Linked DNA regions of Homo sapiens: all the other regions are linked to region 1. A link is an interaction called in ENCODE POLR2A ChIA-PET data of the cell type or tissue named here. Cell type or tissue: Panc1. All regions are shown on one strand. Region 1 overlaps LIMS1 (LIM zinc finger domain containing 1). Region 2 overlaps LIMS1 (LIM zinc finger domain containing 1). Region 3 overlaps LINC01594 (long intergenic non-protein coding RNA 1594).

Region 1 (2,500 bases):
TCAGCAAACTGCAAAAGAGGTATGCAAGAAACACACAGCCTAGGCTGAGCTACTCCAACGTTGACTGAATTCTAAGCACTAACTTATTTGAATCAAGGACAGAAACTGGTTTCATAACAATGACCACCTTTATAGCCTTCAGTTCTTTCTCTCTTACGGGATCATGAGACATGGTGGGCCCACACACACAAAAGCCCTTACTTAATGCAGTGCCTGGCCTATAACAGGGGTTCAATTAATGGTTATGTACTAGTCAGGAACACATGATCTGAGTTTTCACTCTCAAACCAAAGCAAGGACATTCCCACCACTTAAAAATGATTTTATATGCTATATCTATAAAAATATGAGCTTGGAAGGTTTATTCTATAACCAGAAAGTAAAGGTTACATTTCTTTGCACTTCCATTCTTGGTTAACCTGATCCATCCAGGAATCAGGAGAAGGGTACTACTTCAAGGTCAACGCTGCAGGAAAGGAGGAAAGGAGGTCTAAGAAGCGAAGAGCTCACTGCTGCTGTGTGGCAACTTCCCATTTTCACTTTACTCCTAAACTATTAGGGATACAAATTTCAAACTGCATTTTTTTGGGGGGGGGGATTCATATTCTTTTCAAATGGCTGACGTAGCCCTGATTTTATCCAGGCAAGATAAACCTAACTGGGAGGTGAGAGAGTGAGGAGGGCAGAAGCATGGCCGAAGGAACAGGGAAAAGGGAAAGCTCTAGGAGTTCTTATCTCAGCACTAGACCAGGGGTCAGCCCAGGTTTTCTGTGAAGGGCCTGAAGGTAAATAATTTTTGTCTTTGTGGGCCACATTGGTCTGTGTCACAACTCAACTTTGCCAGCGTAGCAGAAAACCACCACAGGCAACACATACAAATAAGCATGGCTGTGTTCCAGTAAAACTTCATTTGTGGACACTGAAATTTGAATTTCATATATTTCACATGTGAAAAATATTTTTATTATTTTTTCAACCATTCAAAAATGTAAAACCCATCCCAAGCTCATGGGCCATACACAAAAAGGCAGCAGGCCAGATTTGGCCTGAGGGTCATAAGTTCACCTGCCCCTATATATATTTTTTGTTTGTTTGTTTGAGAGAGTCTCACTCTGTAGCCCAAGCTGCAGTGCAACGGCGTGATCTCGGCTCACTGCAACCTCCGCCTTCCAGGCTCAAACAATTCTCGTGCCTCAGCATCCTCACTAGCTGGGACCATAGGTGTGCGCCACCACACCTGGCTAATTTTTTATATTTTAGTAGAGGCTGGGTTTCCCCATGTTGCCCAGAGTGGTCTTGAACTCCTGAGCTCAGGTGATCTGCCTGCCTCGGCCTCCCAAAGTGCTGGGATTATAGGCGTGAGCCACCGCACCCGGCCTACCAGCCCCTATATTGTTATTTATTTATTTATTTATTTAGAGACATAGTCTTGCTTGGTCACCCAGGCTAGAGTGCAGTGGCGCGATCTCGGCTCACTGCAACCTCTGTCTCCTGGGTTCAAACGATTCTCCTGCCTCAGCCTCCACAGTAGCTGGGACTACAGGCGCTTGCCACCACGTCCAGCTAATCTTTGTATTTTTAGTAGAGATGGGGTTTCACCACGTTGGCCAGACTGGTCTTGAACTTCTGACCTCAAGTGATCCGCCTGCCTCGGCCTCCCAAAGTACTGGGATTATAGGCGTCAGCCACTGCATCCAGCCACCAGCCCCTATATTAAGCTGTTTTGAACCCAACCAGGAGAAACTTCAATTTTGTACTGTTTCTAATCAGTTATTTATAGATCCCTTCTATCTGAGGCAGAGAAAAAGTAACTTTGAGAATTTTTAAAGGGCAGGAATTTCTCAGGTGTGTTTGTCATTCAGGTATTGTCAAAAAACAACTATGTTTGAATGCAACATAATTTAAAAGATAGAATAGCTAAAGGAGTAAGTGTAGGTACATGGGTATATCTTAGATGTTATTTTGGGACACCAAAAACTTCAGGGAAAAAAGGGTCAATGCCTTGTGAAGGTCTGGGGCTTCCGACCCACTGGAACAAGCATGTCACTTGTGTCACTTCACTCTAACTGTAACCACAAACACAGTGGGTAATGCTCCACTGTACAAAGTATGTGAATAAAGTCAGTTTCAAGTCATATTTAATACTTTAAAACAAAAGTCTAGGAAGCCCAGTGTTTGTCATGCCACCTTTTACCTGCTTCGGTTTTGAACAATTTCAAGTTTGACGCCGGAACTATTTTCATGTGTATTACAGTGCTCTTTAAGCACGTGCATCTCGTGTTTCAGAGCACAGCCTTTTATTTAAACTTTAAGAGCAAAAAATGTTTTCTGGCAGTGGCCATGGCCAATTTTAGTCTCTGAAAGTTTTTCTGTTAAGAGTCCACAAACGTAAGAAATGAACACTTGAGTAAGAAGGAATGAGAGCTGGAATGGGTCTTATGCAATACTTGAGACAGTATGAAAGATGTTTGATAGCACAGGTATTCAAAATCAAATAATT
Region 2 (2,500 bases), 58 kb before region 1:
AAACAGTCTACATGTCAACAAATGGATAAGGGTTAACAAAGGCAAATACTGACTTCATTTGTGTTTTAAACACGATTATATGAATTTTTCTTTTTTAATTAAAAAAATGACATAAAACCATTCATATAGGTCCTCTTCTCTCAACTGCTTTGAGATATAGCTTTAAATATGGGTAGATCAAGACAAGTAATGTTGGTAATCTCTTATCTTGCATAGAAAAGAAAAAATAAAGGAACTTATTTCCTTCCTAAGGTCTCAGCTAGTTTCTTAAGTCTTTTCTTCAGCTCCAATGGAAATTTCTCATAGCACTTCTTACAGACTGGCTTCATGTCAAACTCCACAAACTTATTCCTAAAGACAAAAAATTATAAAAAAAAAGAAGTTAGTGGAAACATATTCAACAAAGATATATAAATGATGTGCAGTAATTGTACTGAACTAAACGAAGGCAACTAGGTGATGATATTATATTCATGTTAGTAAAAAAACCATAATCCTAACCTCAATTCTTATTGTGATATATATATAAAAATTCAGTATAATTTTAAAAAAAAGTCCTTATAAATTGGTTCTATACATCCATCTGTGTAACACAGACTGTAGATTACATTTTATTCAGTACTAAGTAAACAGGAAATCTAATGTAAATATAATTAACTTAAGTACAGTCAATCACTTTTTTTTTTTTTTTTTTTTGGAAACAGAGCCTCGACTGTCACTCAGGCTGGAGTGCAGTGGTGATCACAGCTCCCTGCAGCCTCTAACTCCTGGACTCAAGCCATCCTCCCACCTCAGCCTCCTGAATAGCTGGGACACAAGTGCATACTACTATGCCTGGCTAACTTAAAAATTTTTTTTTGTAGAGACAGGGTCCTGTCGTATTGCCTAGGATGGTAATCACATTTTAGAATACCTTAAAGATAAATTTATCTAAAGGAAAGAATCATATTTTTATAATGTGAATGATTTCTTTATTGGAGGCAACATGATCTTACTTAGTACTTTAAATTAGGTAGCCATGAGGTTTAATTAATTTTAAATTATAAGGGGTTATTTTGGTTATCTGACAGAAAGGTTGGAAGAAAGTTTTTAATCACTCTTAACATAAATGTAACCAGATCACCTGTGGTTGCATTGTAAGCGGTAGCTATTTGAAGAACTCAACTATTCTTTTGAAAAGCTAGAGCAACACACATTATCAATTTATTTTTAAAATGGTCCTGGAGAAGACAACTTTTCAGATAGCCTCCTGATCATCTGTAATGCATTTCCAACAGGTAATTACAGGAGCTTATTACTGTTGAAATCCAGAGTGTTTAATTTTGAATTGAGTAAATATACAACTTGGTAACTTGTTCACTGTCTGTGAAATTATATTCAGGTAGCATTTGTGAAATAAATCTAGTGGTATATTGCTATCTATGACAAAAATTATAAAATCTGCTGATATTTTTACTGCATTTAAACATTATATTAAACTAGACTTTGCTTCAAGATCATTTTAAAGGACAATGTTAGTAACAAAGGAAATTCCTAAACACATATCTAAAATGAAAAATCTTCTATTTTAAAACACTACACTGGGAATTACTTTACGGCTTTTCTCCCAAGGTCATCTTAGAGCAAAAGCTATTAAAACTGCCATTTTTTTGATAAAAGAAAAAAATTATTCCTGTTTTCAGACAGACTACCTTAGCAAGCTTTCCAGTTTTAATCTTTTTTATTTTTTATTTTTTGAGACAGAGTCTCACTCTGTCGCCCAGGGTGGAATGCAGTGGCACGATCTCGGCTCACTGCAACCTCCGCCTCTCAGGTTCAAGCGATTCTCCTGTCTCAGCCTCGCGAGTATCTGGGATTACAGGCACCCGCCACCATGCCTGGCTAATTTTTTTGTATTTTTAGTAGAGACGGGGCTTCACCATGTTGCCCAGGCTGATCTCAAGTGATCTGCTGCCTTGGCATCTCAAAGTGCTGGGATCACAGGCGTGAGCCACCATGCCCGGCCTCATTGTTTTAATCTTACATTTACATTTAATTCCTCTTTATAGAAGGAAACATGTAAACTGGAACAAAATATTTTTAGAGCTCCAAACACAATGGTAACTATGAGGGAAAACTGGAACAATCATGCTGGTAATTCAAAAGAATTTCAAAGATTGAAATACTTCTCATAAAAATCAGGAATAAAAAAAGAGTTTGAAGACATTGAGGAAATGAATTCATAAACAGTAGCATATGGGTATTGTATGAATGCACATTCGAACATCACAGAAGAAGATGTCTTACGTAAATCAGATGGACTTTGCTTAGATACGAAACATGCTGAAAGATTTTTTTTTTTTTTTGAGACAGAGTCTCACTCTGTCGCCCAAGCTGGAGTGCAGTGGCAGTCATGGCTCACTGCAGCAGCCTCAGCCTCCTGAGTAGCTGGGACTATAGGTATGGGCCACCACGCCTGGCTAATTTGTTTTTTTTTTTTGACGGATGGGGTCTAGGCATG
Region 3 (2,500 bases), 430 kb after region 1:
TCATTGGCACTAGTAAGATTTTTGGGAGCTGGCAAGCTCTGATTGGTAAATGACAATGTTGGGTAAAACTACTCTTAGAATCACAGCAGGCTGTTTCAGCAGCCATTGGATTAAACTGGCTTCATGTTACAGCAGACAGCTTTGGCATCCAGGCTTGCAAAGAGTTACATTCTTGGAGTAAAGTTTTATTCCCTGGGTGATTTCCCACCTGTCCTGTGGACTCTGTTTCAGTTGGTATGACAGGAATTTCCCTTGTGACTAATGATATTGAGTATTGCACTATTCTATAGGCATGCTATGAATTAACAAAAAATTTAAAATATGCTTTGCTTTTATTTTTAGATACATAATATATTATGATATTTGGTAATTACTTTGCCTGAGTTATTGTTTTTTTTTTCTTTGAGACAATGTTTGGCTCTATCACCTAGGCTGTAGTGCAGTGGCAGGATCTTGCCTCACTGCAATCTCTAGCTGCCTAGCTCAAGCCAGCCTCCCACCTCAGCCTCCTGAGTAGCTGAGACTACAGGCATGCACCACTACATCCAGCTAAATTTTTTTTATGTTTTATAGAGACAGGGTTTCACTATGTTGCTCAGACTGATGTTGAACTCATGAGCTCAAGCGATCTGCTCACCTTGGCCTCCCAAAGTGCTGGGATTACAGGCTTGAGCCACCACACTGGGCCTTGCCTGAGTTTTAATGTTTTCATCGGTACCTACCCTCATAACATATTTTTATTTAATGTTTATTATATGTATCTTTAATACTATATAACATTATATATATTTTATTGGGAATCTGTTTAATTTAGACCAATTTGTGTGTGTGGAAAGGAGTAAAATGTCATTAAAATTATCTCAGCATTTAATCAATATACGCATGACCCGTGTAGCTATATTGTCAAAAAATCCCTCTCCCTTAATCTAAAGAAGATAGGAATAGTAGAAATTCAGGCAGAATTTCTACTATTGGAGAATTGGGGAAGAAATGCCCCAAAATTAGATTAGAAAATGGAATTTGGCAGATTTTTATAGATTACTAAAAGCAAATGATGCCACAGATTTAAATAAGACTAAAAAGTGATTTAATGTGGTCAATAGATACATAAAATATTCAGTAAAAATATTAAAAAAAATTTGCTTTATTTTATTCACTTTTACCAGAAGACATCTCATAGTTCTAAAACACATGTATATAGTCCTGAATAATTTACACTATTTACCTTAAACTATTTCCAGAGAGGTGAATTATTTGCTATCCAAAAAGAATTACTGATACCCCTAATAATTAGCAAACACTTAAAAAATACTTAATACTGATGAAGGTTCACTTAGATATTCAAGAATTGTTGATGGAATGTCAAATTGGCATACATTTTTTAAAATAATTGAGCCTTGTGTGGCCATGAGTATAAGATTATTGACCCAATAATTATACATCTGAAAACAAATATTTATTTATTTTATTTTATTATTATTATTATACAAAGGACATGAACTCATCATTTTTTATGGCTGCATAGTATTCCATGGTGTATATGTGCCACATTTTCTTAATCCAGTCTATCATTGTTGGACATTTGGGTTGGTTCCAAGTCTTTGCCATTGTGAATAGTGCCACAATAAACATACGTGTGCATGTGTCTTTATAGCAGCATGATTTATAATCCTTTGGGTATATACCCAGTAATGGGATGACTGGGTCAAATGGTATTTCTAGTTCTAGATCCCTGAGGAATTGCCACACTGACTTCCACAATGGTTGAACTAGTGTACAGTCCCACCAACAGTGTAAAAGTGTTCTTATTTCTCCACATCCTCTCCAGCACCTGTTGTTTCCTGACTTTTTAATGATTGCCATTCTAACTGGTGTGAGATGGTATCTCATTGTGGTTTTTGATTTGCATTTCTCTGATTGCCAGTGATGATGAGCATTTTTTCATGTGTTTTTTGGCTGCATAAATGTCTTCTTTTGAGAAGTGTCTGTTCATATCCTTCACCCACTTGTTGATGGGGTTGTTTGTTTTTTTCTTGTAAATTTGTTTGAGTTCGTTGTAGATTCTGGTTATTAGCCCTTTGTCAGATGAGTAGGTTGCAAAAATTTTCTCCCATTCTGTAGATTGCCTGTTCACTGTGATGGTAGTTTCTTTTGCTGTGCAGAAGCTCTTGAGTTTAATTAGATCCCATTTGTCAATGTTGGCTTTTGTTGCCATTACTTTTGGTGTTTTAGACATGAAGTCCTTGCCCATACCTATGTCCTGAATGGTATTGCCTAGGTTTTCTTCTAGGGTTTTTATGGTTTAGGTCTAACATGTAAGTCTTTAATCCATCTTGAATTAATTTTTGTATAAGGTGTGAGGAAGGGATCCAGTTTCAGCTTTCTACATATGGCTAGCCAGTTTTCCCAGCATCATTTATTAAATAGGGAATCCTTTCTCCATTTCTTGTTTTTGTCAGGTTTGTCAAAGATCAGATAGTTTTAGATATGCAGCATTATT

What was found. Peaks named below come from ENCODE experiments on the same cell type or tissue, not always from the same donor. Only the 100,000 strongest peaks of a DNase experiment are listed, where the experiment ranks them.
Region 2: POLR2A ChIA-PET joins it to region 1 with 15 read pairs; 6 of 35 experiments call an interaction of 5 or more read pairs at or near these places.
Region 3: POLR2A ChIA-PET joins it to region 1 with 11 read pairs; 2 of 35 experiments call an interaction of 5 or more read pairs at or near these places.

What each region holds. Positions count from the first base shown.
Region 1 is chr2:108,623,675-108,626,174 of GRCh38, reverse strand. All of the region lies in intron 1 of LIMS1 (LIM zinc finger domain containing 1), which reads right to left. Among named protein-coding and RNA genes, the nearest start is that of LIMS1-AS1, 54 kb to the left of the region's middle. In Panc1, no CTCF peak of the experiment used is centred here; no DNase peak of the experiment used is centred here; H3K27ac peaks cover 1,967 bases.
Region 2 is chr2:108,681,736-108,684,235 of GRCh38, reverse strand. LIMS1 (LIM zinc finger domain containing 1) reads right to left here. Exons shown (of 10, transcript NM_001193483.3): 10 at 1-351. The coding sequence ends at 237. Among named protein-coding and RNA genes, the nearest start is that of LIMS1-AS1, 4.4 kb to the right of the region's middle. In Panc1, no CTCF peak of the experiment used is centred here; no DNase peak of the experiment used is centred here; H3K27ac peaks cover 1,935 bases.
Region 3 is chr2:108,197,625-108,200,124 of GRCh38, reverse strand. The region is part of intron 1 of LINC01594 (long intergenic non-protein coding RNA 1594); the gene reads left to right. Among named protein-coding and RNA genes, the nearest start is that of LINC01594, 19 kb to the left of the region's middle. In Panc1, no CTCF peak of the experiment used is centred here; no DNase peak of the experiment used is centred here.